Linked DNA regions of Mus musculus: regions 2 and 3 are each linked to region 1. A link is a contact called in ENCODE Hi-C or POLR2A ChIA-PET data. All regions are on one chromosome and are shown on one strand. The core of a region is the stretch at or near the end of the contact, and the rest is flanking DNA. Distances in the headings are between cores, read along the strand shown. Region 1 holds the start of Cog1 (component of oligomeric golgi complex 1). Region 2 holds the start of D11Wsu47e (DNA segment, Chr 11, Wayne State University 47, expressed). Region 3 holds the start of Cpsf4l (cleavage and polyadenylation specific factor 4-like).

The links. A loop is a pair of places that touch in the nucleus more often than their neighbours do. ChIA-PET counts read pairs that join two places held with the same protein, here RNA polymerase II (POLR2A).
Region 2: a map of heart shows a loop between it and region 1 (6-fold over the local background). The contact joins the promoter of D11Wsu47e here to the promoter of Cog1 in region 1. A Hi-C loop is called at or near these places in 15 of 37 maps with a recorded cell type or tissue (adrenal gland, gastrocnemius, heart and 2 more). POLR2A ChIA-PET finds 5 or more read pairs at or near these places in 3 of 5 experiments (Patski and embryonic stem cell).
Region 3: POLR2A ChIA-PET joins it to region 1 with 10 read pairs in embryonic stem cell. The contact joins the promoter of Cpsf4l here to the promoter of Cog1 in region 1. A Hi-C loop is called at or near these places in 1 of 37 maps with a recorded cell type or tissue (gastrocnemius). POLR2A ChIA-PET finds 5 or more read pairs at or near these places in 2 of 5 experiments (both embryonic stem cell).

The regions. Positions count from the first base shown.
Region 1 is chr11:113,647,850-113,650,790 of GRCm38, reverse strand. It overlaps Cog1 (component of oligomeric golgi complex 1), which reads right to left and starts at 1,262. Exons shown (of 14, transcript NM_013581.3): 1 at 916-1,262. The coding sequence starts at 1,230. It also overlaps a transcript of Slc39a11 not described here.
Region 2 is chr11:113,683,121-113,685,820 of GRCm38, reverse strand. D11Wsu47e (DNA segment, Chr 11, Wayne State University 47, expressed) reads right to left here and starts at 1,387. Exons shown (of 5, transcript NM_001361593.1): 1 at 1,110-1,387. It overlaps Fam104a (family with sequence similarity 104, member A), which reads left to right and starts at 1,670. Exons shown (of 3, transcript NM_138598.5): 1 at 1,670-1,959. The coding sequence starts at 1,736.
Region 3 is chr11:113,708,115-113,710,858 of GRCm38, reverse strand. Cpsf4l (cleavage and polyadenylation specific factor 4-like) reads left to right here and starts at 1,333. Exons shown (of 8, transcript NM_026682.2): 1 at 1,333-1,472; 2 at 2,005-2,055. The coding sequence starts at 1,370.

The DNA.
Region 1 (2,941 bases), core at 13-2,512:
TTAGAATGTAAACTTCAAGAACATCTTGGGAGGCTCCTGTTTATGATTTGAACGGAGAGGGCATTCCCCCAGAAATGCACCAGCCATAACCATGAAAATCAATCCATTTCTAAGACTGGGCTTACATAGTTGAAGCTAGCCAGCTAAGTCTGTCCATTTGGGAAGGGGGCTGTACTTAATGTGTAGCTTAGGGAGTGACAGGCTGACAAAGTTCCAACCTTCTTTGCCCACGTTCATTATACTGCCCTAGTTTTTTTGGCTTGGATTTTCTGACACCTAAGTAGCGCAAGAAAGCTGGCTCCACATGTGGGCTAGTGTGCTTTTGTAATTTCTTCTTCTGTTACAGTAAGTTCTCCTAGGTTAAAAACTATTTACCCTCGGCGCCCTCTGCTCATTCCTAAGCCAACACCCAATGTCAGAATTCGATCCGCATCGGGTCTTAAACGTTTCATGGGAGGACATCAGGATACCCTGAGTTTTTTAAACCAGCCTGAAATGAAACTGCTCACCTATTAAAAGGGGGAGGGTCTGACGGCTGAGGCTACCCTCCCCCAATTCTCCAGGCTCGGTCGGGCTCAGGGTGGGATGGGGAATGAATGAATGACTTTGACAGGAAGGTGTGAGCTAACGGGAGAGATCTGACAGTCGAGAGACCCCTGGCGTTTTCAGTTAAAAGGGAAGGAGAGCGCAGCGAACCCACGGGAGGCGAGGGAATCGTCCGGAAGTCCGGGAAGGCTCCCGGAGCAAAAGGCCGGCTGGCTTTTCGGCAGCGGACCAGCGTCCCGAGGAAGGCCCGCAGACGCCTCCCGGTAGCCCGCGGCGGCGAGGGGCGGGCTCCTCCGGCGGAAGGTGAGGGGTGGGGTCCGCCGGGCGGCGGGGGCGGAGGGACGTGGCGGGTTCGGATCCCGGACTGACCTGCGGGGCCCGTGGGACCCGGGGCGCCACGGAGCCGGCCTGGCGGAGGCGGGCGCAGTATTGATCGGTGGCCTGCACGGCGTCCACCAGGCCCTCGGCGCAGCGGCGCATCTGGCCGATGGTGTCCGCCGCCTCGATCAGGTCGCGGTACCGCTCGCCCACCATCTGCCGCAGCTCCTCCTTCTTGTGTTCGATCTCGGCTCGGACCTGGCGCTCCAGCCCGCGGATCTCCTCCGCTCCATGAGTCTCGAAGAGCGCGTTGGGATCGCGCAGATCCAGCCGCTTGAGCGCGGAGGAGGCGGTCGCGGCCGCCATGGTGCTAAGCCAGGGATCCGCCGGCCGCTTCCGCCTGCCAGCCCCGCCCCGCCCTCCCGCCATCATGGATGGGGGCGGAAGTGCTTCCGCCAGGTCGGGAGCCTCGGTGGTCCCAGGGACTGAGCCTCGGTGGCAGTGCTGCTCTCCAGAGCTTATTTTTTACTGTTACAATCTCCCTTCTCTCTCCTTCACTCTTCCTTCCTTCCCTCTTCCTCCCCATTCTCACCCTATGTAGGTGGAGTACGTGCGACAGAAACAGATGCGCGCGGAGGTCATAAGTTGCAGGAGGCTCACTCCTGCCATGAGGATCTCAGTATAGAATTTTAGATGGAATTTTATCGGCTTTGGCGGCAATCGCCTTTGCCTGCTGTGCCATCTCGCCTACCCTGAGCGCTCGTTTCCTTAGAGAAGCGAAATAGTTAAGGTTGTACTTGGTGGTCAAAGTCTTAGTGGCCCGGAGCCCCTTGCGTCGCACCCAAACCCTTTCCTGGGGAGGGAAGAGCTTCACCGTGGGGTTCATTATGGTAAAGATGCACGTATGGTCGTGTTGCTGTCGGTCTTACATGCATGCACGCTTTTGCCTTCGATAGACCATCACAGCAACCAGGACTGGGCCTTGGGACTCTTCCCTTAGGACTTGGCAGCTGGAGATCTGAGTGACGGCTGTGGTCCACCTTGTTACCTGGGTCTTCTATTTTATTTAAATATTGTTTAGTGGCCACAAAATGGGTTTCCCTGTTACAGGCCTCCTGTGGTGGAGAACGATGGGGAGTCCATGATGCCAGAGGATTGGACATCCTGAGATTGACCCAGTAAGAAAACCTGGACGTTCTGGCTTGCTGTTCATAAGTCCGTTCAGGGCCCTTCGTTTTGGAAAAGTTTGCTGAAGAATTCTTTCCTATGTTAACACAGAGAAAACAGTATTGTGTGTTCAGCAGCCCTGTACCACAGACAGCCTCTGGGTTTTCTCTCCCGTTCACCACTGCCACTACTTCGAGGCAAATGTCACAGCAATAGATTGATATCTAAATAAGGGGGTTTACTTACGACATTCCAGCAAGAAGAGTCCCTGCTCTATGCACAACTGAAGCCCAGGGAATTTTACTTACCTCGGGGAAGGGGGTTAACTCAGAACTCAAGCCACTTGGCTTGAGATACCGCCTACGCGTCAGAGTTCCCCCAGCACAGCGCGCCCCCTGGTGGCGCAGCGGTGACGTGCAGTCCTTTCTATAGTCCCGCGCTACCGGCTGCTTTGGTGCTGTTTTGCTTCTGAGCCTGCAGAATCTGTCTTCCGTGTTTGGAAGCGCTTCTCTGTCAGGCAGAAACTTTCCCCAGGACTTCTTGCACCTACTGTGCCAGCCTGGGGCCTGGGACTGGTCCACAAGACCTTCTTGGGCCTTTGAAGGCAGCGATGCCCTGGTGCAGGGATTTCAGCCTTGTAGAGGCTAGGTCTCACCCACAACACCTAGTGTGCAGGACTGGCAGGGACAGTGGCTGCAGCTGTAGTTTCAGGTGCCAGCGCTGGTGATGGGTATCTGCAGGTTGGATCACCCTGTGGTATACCTTGGATTAGGAATGTTCGCCCTCTCTTTGCTCCTGTCTCTTCAGCTTAGTTGCACATCCTGCCCAGCAGCTCACTGTGTTATCAATACATCCATTTTCTCTGAAAATCAGAACCGTGGTCTGTAGCTTGCCCTGGGAGCCTAACACT
Region 2 (2,700 bases), core at 138-2,637, 35 kb before region 1:
CCATCAATGCCCACGCAGACACACCTCTACCACTGACGCTGGTATGTGACATTTGTTGAACGAATAAACATGTTTACTATAACTATTTAATACCGTGACTGAAAATACCTCCTGGCCAGTAAATAGATTAAAAAAAATAAAAAACAAACAAACCCCCCAAACCCTGAGTCTGAAACCACTTTACAAGATAAAAATCCATTTGTTTAAAGCAACCATTACTTTATCGTTCATAAAAGGCACACCCAAACTGTTTCCCACCGAGTGCACCATAAGTCTTCTGTTAGTGAGAATGCACTGCCGCACTGAAGGGCACACGACAAAGACAATACATGGGCTTTCCAGTTTTTTTGTTTGTTTTGTTTTGGAGACAGGGTTTCTCTGTGTAGCCCTGGCTGTCCTGGAACTCACTCCGTAGACCAGGCTGGCCTTGACCTCAGAAATCCGCCTGCCTCTGCCTCCCAAGTGTTGGGATTAAAGGCGCGCGCCACCGCCGCCCGGTTGGACTTTCCAGTTTTAACGGTAGACTTTTTTGAGATGATGGGGTCTTACCTGGTAGCCTTGTCTTCCCTGGAACTCTCACTAGGTAGACCAGGATGGCCTTGAACTCACATAGATCAGCTTGCTCTGCCTCCTGAGTAGTGGGATTAAAAGGCGTGCATTACTACGCCAGACTCTACACCCTACACTTTAACAGGGGTTTCGTTTTCCTGCCTGACCTCTTGTCGACTCTCCTAAAGACCCCCATGCTTATGGATCACTGTTCACGTTTGGCAGAAACTCTGAATATCAGTTTGTGTAAGGTGGGGAGCTGATAGTACTGAGTCCTAGACAAAGAACTGGATTATGCTCCTGACAGAGAAAAGGGAATGCGTCTGACAACCAAAGTTAAGACTTCCCCAAGTCTTAGAGTACACGTATTCTGGTGGTGGTGGTGAGATCACATGGGAGACAAGGTCTCAAGTAGCCCAGGCTGGCTTCGAACTTGTTACACAGTCGAGGATGATTCTGACCTCCTGGTCTTGCAGCTTCTCCTCCCAAGAATGGGGATGACAGGTGTGCGCAACTCACGGCGGGCAGGGACCTCGCGATTCGCCACTGATCAAGCTCACCTCGCCAGCCGCGAGGCAGCTCCGTCCACACCGCCGCGTTCCCACGCCTGCCGGTCTCCCCCACACCTCTCGGTCCGGCCTCTTCCAGCAGGTGGGCGTGGCCCTTCCCGGTACGGAACTCCGTTATCCCGTTCGCCTGTTCCGCACTCCTCTCTTGACCTGCAACAAAGGTCGCGGAAAAATAGCCCAGCCCTTAGCTACTCCATGGAACGGGCTCCGCACCGTTCGGAGACGCGAAGTTCCACGCCGCACACTCTTAGAACCCGGAGCCCACCAACACCTTCCCAACCAGAGGACCCCTGAGCCTGTGGCCGTCCGCGTCTGTGCCTGATGGAGCTCGTCTGGTTCTTTTTAAAATTTTCACCTTAGAGAGGCTTAACGCAGAGACAAGTATCAATGATCGTCAAATAATGTAATTTATCTAAAATCTGGCTTGACTTTTACGTCGTGTCCTGTTTTGTTTTTGAACAGGCGGCTGCCCCGGACACCTAAACGGGGGTCCTGGAAGTTCCCGGTCAGTCTTCCCTCTGGGACCCGCCTCTTCCTGCGTGCGCGGTGATGGGAAAGCGCGGCCGGCGTCCCGCCTCCGCGCAGCCGCAGGAGGACAGTACCACGGCGCCTGCGACATGGGGAGGCGCGGAGGCGACACCGGAAGTGGCTGTGGTCCGGGTCGGCCCGAGGGGGACTCAGCGCCCGCAGCAACCACCCGCGCGGCGGCGGTCAGAGCTCAGACCCGTGCGGGTGGGCGTGGCGGGCGCCGGGACACAGCTCCGACTGTTCGCTGTCGGCGCGGGGCGGCGCCGCGTCGCTCGCCTTCACCAGCTGCCATGAGCGAGCGCCTCCGCCCCAGGTGAGGGAAGGGGGGAACCCGCTTTCTCCGCGGCCCCTCGGCCGAGGATGTGCGCTCTGGAGCCGAGGGGCGGACGGAGCCGGCGGGGTGGTGGTGCGAGGCTCTGGGCTGCGCTGCTCTGCGGTCGGAGGAGGCGGAGGGGAGAAGGTGGCGCCGCCTCTGACACTTGGACCCCGTGGGCAGCCAGGGAGGCGACGCTCTGGAATCCAGGGCTGCCCCTTCTCCGTCTTTTCCTTGTTTTCTTCGTCTTCTGCCCTTTCCGCTTCGGAATGAGGTTTGTTCGGCCCGACGAGACGGACGGTGTGGTCCTTCCTAAATTGAGGCGGGCGGTGGTGGTAGGGGGATGGGAGGGATGGCCGATCTGGAAGAGATGGCTCCCTTCGAGCGAGGCGCCTCGGAGAGGGGACGGGATGCTTCGGGGGCGGGGAGCTGCTGGCGCCCCAAGGTCAGGAGAAAGGCGGGGGTTGGGCTTAACCCCTGCAGCTGGGAGGGCTTAGGGCAGACCGCAGCGCTGTGCCCTCCCTCATCTGATGGACCCGGGTGGGTGGTGACCCACTCTCGGTTGTAGCATTAGCAGGCAGGATTCTAAACAGTTTGGATGAGGGGCCAGTTGGCTGGGAGCAGGGAGGTGGCTAACACCACGAGTTACTCTCAACCCTCACTAGGCGGGCGGCCCCTCGGGGCTTTAGGCCCGATCCAGATGAAGTTTCTTTTCTCCTTATTTTCCGTCTGGGAAGAAGT
Region 3 (2,744 bases), core at 84-2,583, 60 kb before region 1:
CCAAGGTGACAGACCAAGGACCTAATCAATACCTAAGGATAGGGTCAAGAGATGCAAGAGCCTCTTCCCCAGGGACCCTTGATCTCCAGCCCTAGACAGCCATTCTGCCTACAGTCCCGGGTACAGGGTGATCCCAGGCTACTCTTACTCCAGCCCCACCCAGCTCCAAGGCCATTCCCAGCGCGGATCTATCTCTCCAGCTGCTGTCTTTTCAGATCTGGAGTTCAAAAGAACAACAGATCTAGGCATAACAGCCGCAGGAAACAAAGCTGGCAGGCTGGATCCTGTCGGCTCAGCCACAGGCCTGCAGCGCCAAGCTTACCTCTCCCCGCTGGGTCCCGGGGAGGAGATGTCTCTAGTTCTAGTTCCTAGGGCCTAAAAAGCCCACATGTCCTGGTAACAGTGGCTCCTGGAGAGGCCAGGCCACTTCAGGACCCAGGAGGGGGAAGGAAATAGCCTGGTTTAATTAGAGCTTTAAAAATGCTCCTAAGAAAGCCGATTCTGAGGTCCTCAGCCCTTCAGGGCAGGGTTGGCCTAATAATAATAAAACAACATTTGCATGGATATTTCATTTACAAAGCATTTTCTCCGGGTAAGGGAGGCTCTGGGGTGGCCCAGTGGATTCCTCGCTGGGAGGTCACCCCCAGCCTTGGGTCGGTTCCACCTCCTTCGGAGCTTACCATTGTGATTGCCTGCGGGGTAAACAAAGGGCCCTTCATGGAACTGTTTCCGATGCTTCTGGCCTGCATTCCTTTTGTCCCCCCCCACCCCCCTTCCAGGAAGAGCACGCTTGGGGTTTGTCATTCCGTCTAGAAAAGAGGCTCAGAGGGCCTGGTGGGAGGGAGAGTGGCTGGGACCTAGTGGAGGAACCTTTCCTCTGTCCCACACACCCTCTGACTACCCCCATCCCACTCCACCCAACACCTGGGCATCGCTGTATGCAGTAGGTTCGCATCAATGGGTAGTTATATCCCCACACATACAATGGGACACTGGTTTGGCAACGGCTCTGTTCTGTGATCGGCAGAGATAAGCAGGTGTGAGTCTTTGCCAATCCCTTCCCCAGCTGAGGATGGGGGTTGTGTGAACAGTGTGGGGGTGTGGGGCCCTGGAAGGCCTGCACCTGCATGGGTGGGTGGGAGGGCTGAGGCAGCCGAGGAGCCTCTGGGGGTACACTCAGCCAGAAAGTCACGTGCAGTCACCTGGCCCCTTGAAGGAAGAGGTGACCTGAGAGGGTGAGAAAGAGGGGCCAGCATCAGATAGGGCCTGGCCCCGTTAATTAGGATTAGGTGCGGATGGGCTATATAGGAGCCACCTGCGGGGGTTCTGGCATCTTGGCTCTTTCTGCTTTTCCGGCGGGAGACGGAAGATGGAGGAGGTCATTGCCGGGCTGCAAGGGTTCACGTTCGCCTTTGAGCTGGATGTGGAATCGCAGAAGGGCACTGGGCTACTGCCTTTCCAGGGCATGGACAGTGAGTGGCGATGCCTGTGTCCCCTGCTCAGGTCCTGGAGGTGCTGTGCGTCTCTCCCACACAGCTTCTGGGTATTCACTGCCCGGGATAGAAAGGCAGACTTCCGAGCTGCCAGAGCTCCCTGGGTGCCCCCGAAACCTTCCACCTCCTGCCTCAGAGGTGGGCTGAGTTTAAGTGGAATTTAGAGACTGGTTCTGGGCGGTGGGGGAAGGGTTTCGGAAGAGGGTACCCCGTTGACTCAGCCTCCACAGACGGAGACAAATGAGAACTGGTTTTGATGGTGGACTGGGGCCGCCAAGGGGCTGAGAGGCAGGCGGGAGGATTGTGGCGGTTCTGTCCAACCTGAACTACAGGGCGAGACAGTTGCATAAACAGACGGGCAAAGGAACAGGTAAACAACAAAACTCCAAAGCCCAGCCAGAGAGAGTAGTCGGGGCCCACGCAGCTCCAAGCCCGGAGGCTTAGGTGGGACTTGCCGCAAGGCTCCAGCTCTGGGAACGCCACCTTCTCCTCCGGTTTCTTTCTCCTCCAGAGTCCAGTTCAGCTGTGTGCAACTTCTTCGCTAAAGGGCTCTGTGTGAAAGGTGAGTGAGTCAGGCCTGGGCTGGGCCGGGACAGGAACGGCTGTGGGGACCATGCTGGGTTCAGCTGGGGACTAGGACGTAGTGTGAGCTTGGCTCCTGGACTAGATAGGATCCAGCCTCTGTCATGAGCAAGAAGGTAGCCAGCCATGTGTAGTTGGTACCACAGAAGTTGTGTTTTATTATGCTGAGGGTCACCACACAAGGCTCACACTCTCAATTCCTAACTACGGTCATATTATTATCTGCTCAAGGCTGCTCACCTGTGCGACGACATACCTTAGCTAGTTTATGACAGAAGTCTCTGATTTGAACCCCACCCTGGCTACTGGTCTTCTTTTCTGGATTGGAGGTCACTTTGAGGTTCCTCCAATAGCAACATACAGTGGTCTACATACCTAACCCCTAACAGTAGTGTTTCTAATTCACCCTGAAGCCCGGCTATGGACTCAGGTGAAGAGAGTCTTAAGGGGCCTGCCGTGGAGAGCCTTAATATTCGGTTCCTATAAGTCAGGAGGCTGGGGGTGGGGCAGAGAGGACCTGGAGCCCTTTCGGGATGATTGCATGAGAAGAAGAGGAGCTCACTGGCCATCCAGGCCCCGGGAAACCAGAACCTTCGAGGTCCATTACAGAGTGAGTGAGCCACAGCTCAAAGAGAAAGCTGCTACTGAGGAAAGCCAGAGCCCAAGGAA